Regions from separate parts of the Mus musculus genome. Here regions 2 and 3 are each linked to region 1. A link is a loop called in an ENCODE intact Hi-C map of the cell type or tissue named here. Cell type or tissue: left cerebral cortex. All regions are shown on one strand. Region 1 holds the start of Tunar (Tcl1 upstream neural differentiation associated RNA). Region 2 overlaps Gm31884 (a long non-coding RNA gene). Region 3 has its middle 24 kb from the start of Gm46376.

The links. Peaks named below come from ENCODE experiments on the same cell type or tissue, not always from the same donor. Only the 100,000 strongest peaks of a DNase experiment are listed, where the experiment ranks them.
Region 2: a loop joins it to region 1, with 2.2 times the contacts of the local background. A loop is called at or near these places in 2 of 42 quality-filtered maps.
Region 3: a loop joins it to region 1, with 2.5 times the contacts of the local background. A loop is called at or near these places in 3 of 42 quality-filtered maps.

The regions. Positions count from the first base shown.
Region 1 is chr12:105,334,645-105,337,144 of GRCm38, reverse strand. It overlaps Tunar (Tcl1 upstream neural differentiation associated RNA), which reads right to left and starts at 551. Exons shown (of 3, transcript NR_045047.1): 1 at 188-551. In left cerebral cortex, no CTCF peak of the experiment used is centred here; DNase peaks (open chromatin) are centred at 468 and 941; H3K4me3 peaks cover 978 bases.
Region 2 is chr12:105,049,912-105,052,411 of GRCm38, reverse strand. It overlaps Gm31884 (a long non-coding RNA gene), which reads right to left. Exons shown (of 3, transcript XR_872957.1): 2 at 758-840; 3 at 1-43. Among named protein-coding and RNA genes, the nearest start is that of Gm31884, 3.3 kb to the right of the region's middle. In left cerebral cortex, a CTCF peak has its summit at 1,332 (motif pointing left); a DNase peak (open chromatin) is centred at 1,318.
Region 3 is chr12:105,426,338-105,428,837 of GRCm38, reverse strand. No RefSeq gene overlaps it. Among named protein-coding and RNA genes, the nearest start is that of Gm46376, 24 kb to the right of the region's middle. In left cerebral cortex, a CTCF peak has its summit at 1,225 (motif pointing right); DNase peaks (open chromatin) are centred at 1,268 and 2,099.

The sequences.
Region 1 (2,500 bases):
CCCCACCCACCGCGCTCTGCGCCCCGCGCCGCGCACCCGCCGGGCAGCCGAGCCCCAGAAACTTTAGCACATGGCCGGTCCGCCGGCCGCTGTGGCCCGAGCCGCCCCGCTAGTGGCGTAGTCCCCGCCTCAGCTCCAGATCGCAGCTTACCAGCAGCCACCGCAACCGCAGCGGAGGGTCGCCTACCTGGCGGTGCGGAGAGTGGTGCGGACCAGCGTGGGAGGAGAAGGGGGCGGCGACGTCGGGGTCCCCGCAGGGGAGGGGCAACTCCGCGGTGGCAATAGCCACCCTTAAGGCATCCAGGGAGGGGACTGAGAACCAGCTGAAGGGTCTGCAGGCTCCGATAGGGGAGTGTCAGTGCGTTCCCCGCCCCTCGGCGCAGATGCTGACGACGCGCGCGGGCTTCCCTGGCCCGGGTCTGCGGAGCTAGCCCTGTTACCTAGCGACTCGCTCCGGGAAGCCCACGCTGACGCGCTAGGAGCTGGGCTGCGGCAGAGGGGAAGGGCGGGGAGGGAAGGGGAGAGAAGAGGAGGGATAAGGAGGGGAATGAAAGAGGAGAGGAGGGGAGCTCTAGAGGGAGAGGGGGCAGGGGAAGCTGGCGTTGCCGGCAAAAGCTCCTCCCTCTACCTCCACGTCGCTGCTGGGGAGTGGGCCGGGGAAGACGTGGCCTCTGCCTGGTCCCGAGGATTTGGAACCGGCTCCTGGGTGAGGGTGGATGGAGGGAAAAGGGTGATGCAGGTTCCCCTGTGCTGGGGTTACAGCAGCAGGTGGCGGCTATGTGGCTCATGGAGGCCTGCCGCTCACAGGAATGCAGAGATGAGCCAGTGAATGTGGCCTTGGGCGTGTGGGTGTGTGTGAGACGCCCCCACCCACAAGGAGTATTTGGAGACCCAGGAACCTGGGTGAGAGAGGCGCCACCCCTTTCCTGGCCTGCCTCTCTTCTTCCTGGACATTTTGTTCTTGCGCTGTGCTCATCATGGAAGCTCTGGACTATCTCACCGAGCTCCTCCTACCTCTCGGGGAACCAGAGGATGGCTGCTAGGTAGTGACAGCTTTGTTCCTCACCCCTTGATGCCCGACCAGTGACCAGGTGTCTAGTTTCAGGAGGTCAAAGACCTGCCTCCATGTGCCTTCCTCCTTAAGGATTTGCGGCCTCTCAGGCCAGACTGGGCCTCAGGCCCAGGCATGCCCAAATCTTTACAGCTTATAGGACGTTTCAAAGTAACTTAACATCCTAACCAAAATAGTCATCCCCGAAGGTCATAGCTAAGAACTGACCCCTGGGGTACCTAAATCTGAACACGCGTTTTCTGTAAAGTGTACTGTAACTAGGTTTTCTGTAAGGTGTCTCTTGGTTCTCCAGAACCTTTCCAAAATGCACCCCTAAGGCCCACAAAAGAGTCCTCGTCAAAGCAGACAGGGACCACAGCCTCCAAAGACGGTGAGGCAAACTTTCAAATGCAGTGGGTACCTCTAGGTAGAACCCAGACCCTTGGATTCAGCTGGATACAAGGACTCTGCCATGTCTAAAGGACCCTCAAACCTGCCAAGATCCTGCCCCTTCCTTAATGCCCCAGAACAGGAACAGCTGCCACCTCCCTGAGGACCGACCCAGCCTCATCCTTCACTCCCTCCAAGGCTGCTGTTGTCCTGGCTGGGGTGACTATGAGGAGGTGGAGGCAGAAGACCGACCTTCCAGAGAATCACACCTGCCCAGGACCCACATCCCAATTCTTAAGCCAGTATCTCTGCAGCGAGGAGCCCCTCCCTCCAGGAGGACTTTGAGAATGGGGGTGGGGGAGGGGTCGCTGAGGTTTTTGTTGTCAGAGTTGGCCCCAAAACAGGGCTTTTTCTCTGTTCATTTATTCTTCTATATTGTTGAACCCACTACTAGCCCTTCCAAATAGAAACCAGCACCCTCCTCCCTACAGCATTTTATTTTTCAACAGAAAACGGCTGTCATTCCTAGCCCCTGGGGCAACAGTTATGTTCTGACATTTCTCAGCAAGACTGGGAGCAGCACCTCTGAGTTTGCCCCCAGTTTTTATGGGTGACGCAGCTTTTCAACCGGCTTTCTTCAGCGCTAACTTCCCACTTGCAGGAATAATCTGACATGTCACTTGGTCAGGGAGTCCAGTACTTATAATACTCAAAACCTCAGAGAGTCTCTTCTATGCCCAGCCATTTGCAGGCCTCACTATTCCAGAAGACATAGAGATGGGGCAGGGGAGGTGGATGATTGATTAGGATTTCTGAGAGTCAGGGCAGGGGAGGTGGGTAATTGATTAGTTTGTCTGAGTCTCTGTCATAGTTTTTAGTATCATAGGAAAAAAAAACCTAGTTCATTCATGGTGTGTGTGTGTGTGTGTGTGTGTGTGTGTGTGTGTGTTATATGGTGCAGGTATGTGATCATATGCTGTATGCATATGGCATTGCATGTCCACATGTATGCAGAGGCCAGAGGCTGATTGGTCAATGCCTGGTGTCTTTCCTCCAATG
Region 2 (2,500 bases), 280 kb after region 1:
CAGTAGGGCCGTAACCATCATCGTGTGGAGAGAAACCAATAGTCTTGTTGACAGTTTGGGTTATTTGGGGTTTCCATGGGACCGCTTTGGCCAACAACTCAATTAGATGTAACCCACTAGAGGTTTCCTTTGGTGTCTAGTTGGGGCTTTGTCTCCCCCATTATTTGATGACTCCAATCTAGGTTTCTCCCATATGTGTATATATATTTAAGAAACGCCTACTATATCAGGTTTTCCCACAACCCCTCATATGGTCTTAAATATTAGCAGCCCTACTTGTATTCACTTCCTTTCTCCCCCCTCCCCCTCCCTCCCTGCTCCACTGACCCTTCCATTCCTGCTGAGTCTGTGTCCCTATGTGTATGTGTGTGTGTGTGTGTGTGTGTGTCTCTATGTGTGTGCATGTGTGTCCCTGTGCATGTCTGTGTGCCTGTATCTGTGTGTCTCCCTGTGTGTGTGTGTCCATGTGTGTGTGTCTATCCAAGTGTGTATGTGTCCCTGTGTGTGAGTCCATGTGTGTGTGTGTCCCTGTGCATGTCTGTGTGTGTCTATATCTGTGTGTGTCACTGTGTGTGTATCCATGTGTGTAGGTGTGTGTCCCTGTGTGTGTGTGTGTGTGTCCCTGTCCACCCATAACTACCTAGTCTACTTCCCTTTTTAGGGAGACCCTTACTATGTCTCCATACCTAACCTCTGTGGCCACATGTATTGTAACCCCTGGGGAAGAACACTGTGAATTCCAGCTATCCTACCTTACCTAATAGAAGCTGGCTCTGCCCAGTACCCAGGCTCCTCTCTTCGCCCTCTACTCTTCTCTATAAACCTCGGTGCTTGCTGTTGCTGTAAGAAAAGCAGATGCTCTTTATTGCCTTTGTCTCTGGAGCAGTCTTTAACAGGAGCTATCAACCATCTTTCATTGTACAGGTCAGGAAACTGAGGCCCAGAGAACTTGAGTAACTTATTCACATTAAGCAGCAGCCAGTTTTCCATCCACAACCTTCCTCCCCTGTCCCCAGAACAACTCTCAGCCCGGAGAGAAAACCAGACACTGGTCTGTTACAATGCCTGAGACATACCATGCATTTCTGATGAAACTGATATCAAAACCCACTCCCTGCTCCCCAATCGTCTCAGAGCAAGATCTGCTTCCATGAGAGGAAACACAGATGTGCTTCAGGGGAAAATGAAAAGTGGCCTGATTTGCTTTTCACATAAAGTGTTCTAAGAAATGTGTCTTAATATACCAACTGCAGAAAGAGAGCCAGGTGGGAGCCACCTGAGCAGACGAGGGCTCATTTTGGAACCAATGGCGCCATCTTCTGGTATTCTATGGTATGACACCCCGTGACACCAGACCCAAGCATCTCAGACACCCTTGAAATATTCCATTGATCTTCTATTTTGGTGGATCAAATTAAAACTATGTAAGTATTAATCCACCTAGAATTAAACTTTTTAAATTTTCTTTTTCTTTTAGGGTTTTCTTTTTTCCCCCTGAGATGGGATTTCTCTGTGTAGCCCTAGCTATCCTGGAACTCCCTAAGTAGACCTGGCTGGCCTCCAACTCAGATCTGCCTGCCTCTGCCTCCCAAAGCTGGGATTAAAGGTGTGCCACTACTGCCTAGAAACAATTTTTAATTACTTAAAATATGTATATCGATTCCTAATGAGACAAGACAGACATGTTTACTGCTCTTCTGTAAGTTCTGTGCAGTGAAGGCCTAGCTGTGCCATTACACACACACACACACACACACACACACACACACACTTATTTTGTTAAACAAGAACTACTGCAGAAGGCTGCCGGCTTGGCCTGGGCTCCCTCCCTGGGCTTCCAAACCATGAAGAAGCCACATGGAGTCATTCACACCAATGTTTTCTGTCACCAAAGAAAGCTCGGTTACCTGACCTGAGGGACCCAGGGATTATGTAAGACAGGAGCTAAGTTCCCAAGCACCATGAGGCAAGTTGGCACAATACTGACGTTCTCTGCCTTAATCCTTCCCCAAAAAGTAAGCCGATTGTTGCCGGAAATATTTTTAAAAAGAACCAGCCGAGCCGGGCGTGGTGGCGCCCGCCTTTAATCCCAGCACTTGGGAGGCAGAGGCAGGCGGATTTCTGAGTTCGAGGCCAGACTGGTCTACAAAGTGAGTTCCAGGACAGCCAGGGCTACACAGAGAAACCCTGTCTCGAAAAACCAAAAAAATAAAAAAATAAAAAATAAATAAATAAAGAACCAGCCAACTCTCCCTCGCTCCTGCCGCTGCCACCAACTCTCTGGAGCTAGCCCCCAGGCCAGATGATCTCACTTGCTCCATCTCTCGCCCGTCCAACTCTCTGACTCCGCGAGGTCACAGGGCTCCCGCCCAGCCATTTCTAGGACAGGGGCCCCGTGTTCCTCTTGCTTCGGCGCACTGCCCCCAGGCACCCCTGCTTAGCCATCTCGACACCTAATTATCCAGTAGAATTAAGCTTACAGTTAACCAATTAGATTTAT
Region 3 (2,500 bases), 92 kb before region 1:
AAACAAACAAAAAAACCCCGAAAACTTTGCAATGTACTCTTAGGAAGCCACTTGCCTGCGCCAGTCCACAGGCTCAGACTGTCAGTGGGCGGAAGCTGAGGTTATAACAGAGACTTGGCTCCCATTTTGCTTACCTGATGACTGTACCCATGTATCTACCAAATGCTTGGTTCATGGCTCCATTTGCTCCTTTACGATAAAAACTCACGCCAGACCATGGGATCTGAATTATCTAGGGCTGTGTTCTTAAGGCCATGGCCATTCATATTTGGCTCCAGAATAAGCGATCCCTTATTCCTGTTGATGTGAGAGCCATGTTTTTGTGTTGGTGTTATGTTTGCTCCCTCGCTCACGTCACCTAGAGAGCCCACCCTAACGCATCTCTGCACACACACTGCCCTGCCATCCTGATCCAGTATAACAGTCATGAAGGGGTGTGTGTGTGTGTGTGTGTGTGTGTGCTGTGTCTTCCCTCTTGTTGCGTCTACATCTATGTTCCAATGTGACATCTCCACGCCTCTCAGCATTTCACATTTTTTAAAAAAGATTTATTTACTTATTATACGTAAGTACACTGTAGCTGTCTTTAGACACTCCAGAAGAAGGCATCAGATCTCATTACGGACGGCTGTGTGAGCCACCATGTGTTGCTGGGATTTGAACTCAGGACCTTCGGAAGAACAGTCAGTGCTCTTAACCGCTGAGCCATCTCTCCAGCCCCAGCATTTCACATTTAAACTATAGTATCTCTGTAACTCTCACACCCAATACCTGAACTTCATAGTAGCACAAAAATCCCTTGACTATAACTCCTTTTCAAGCACGAAGCTACAGTGCATCTCTGGCTGATTTTCCCTTGCTTTTTTCAACATTCCGTGTTTCCACGTAACTCTCAAGCTCTCTTGTGATTTCTGATGAAGCTTAATTCTAATTAACCACTTCCCTTCACAGTTAACTGCTGGCATTTATGACCAAATGGCTTTAGAAGGCATGCACTTTGAAGTAGAAGTGGCTTATGCTGGACTGTCCCATTTCCTGAGTGTCTAGCTTTTTGACACTGTGACATGGCACTGTCATCCACAAAGTTCACACGCTAGAAATGTACAACATCACGTCATAAGGGATGTTGACAGCTTTGTACTGGGCTGCACTGGTAGCCTTCCTGAGTTGTGTGCCGTGGCTAGGGTTGGACATACAAGACCCCTTCTGCAAGCTTGGCAAGGCTTTAGCCAGCAGGTGGCTCTGGTGCCTAACAGATAGTCCTTACTAATTGCGGAAGTTCCCTAGTTTGAACAAGCTGAGCTTTGCGGTTGGAAGAGCTCCAGGCTGGCTGGGGAGGTGTGGTAATGTGTGAGCAGGGGCGAGGAGGGAGGGTGTCCTTTTGCTGAGGACAGTGTGGAGAGAGATTTGGGGTGTCTACAGGGCCTGCTCTGAAAGGAGATGGAATTCCACTCTGGGGCAAACCCAAACTAAATAAATTTTAAGAAATGGTGAATTTCCTCTCACAGGAAAGGCTCCGAGGAAGCCCCGGAATGTTCCTATTAGCTTTCCATAGAAACAGCCGTCTGAGGAGCAGGGCCACCCAGGGGCTCTCTATATGAGCTACTGTGGTTGAAAGCCCTTTTAAAATTACCAAGTATTTAGTGCTCTCTCTATTGTGATGGTCCCAGCTTCATGATGGAGGTGCTCTTCAGTGCTATGCTTTGAGGCTCGTGTGTGTGTGTGTGTGTGTGTGTGTGTGTGTGTGTGTGTGTGTGTGTATGGGGGGGGGGTCTTCCCTGTCCCCAGATCTCTCTGGCCACGACAACTACATTGCCATCCCTACAGATTTGTCCACTGCCTCCCAAGAGTGCTTTATCTAGGTGGGTGCTCTATCAGCTGGCAGATGTTGGTCCTGATAGTCAGCCGACAGCCCCAAGTGATAGTCCTGTGGGGTGTAGCAGTGTAGACAAGAGGACTAGCCTAGCTTCTCGACCCTGCTCCACCACAAGCATGCAGTGAGCTTCTCCCTGAGAGGGCCCTGCCTGTGAGTGAAGGCAGGGTGCAGGCTGAGCCCTTGATTTCCCAGGAGCCGTGAGTCATGAGGCTAGAAATGAGACGGTGGCCTGAACTTCACCAAGCGCAACTGGCTTCTGTCTTATGAGCCAGAGTGAGTTGAGTCACACGTAGCAACTGTCTCTTCAGAACCTACTGTACCAGGAGCTCTAAGAAGACTCTCAACCTGGCTTTCAGGTTACAGAGGCCAGGGATTCTAATGCCTGGTTCCTCTCCTGCGCCTCTCACAAGTCTAAGCACCATCTGGCTCCTTCCTGACACCTCCTTATGGACCCTTTTCTCTGACAGTGCCGCCAGCAAATTAAAATAAATTCAAACATCATCATTATTACTACCACCACCACCACCACCACTACCACCTTCTTCTTCTTCTTCTTCTTCTTCTTCTTCTTCTTCTTCTTCTTCTTCTTCTTCTTCTTCTTCTTCTTCTTCTTCTTCTTCTTCT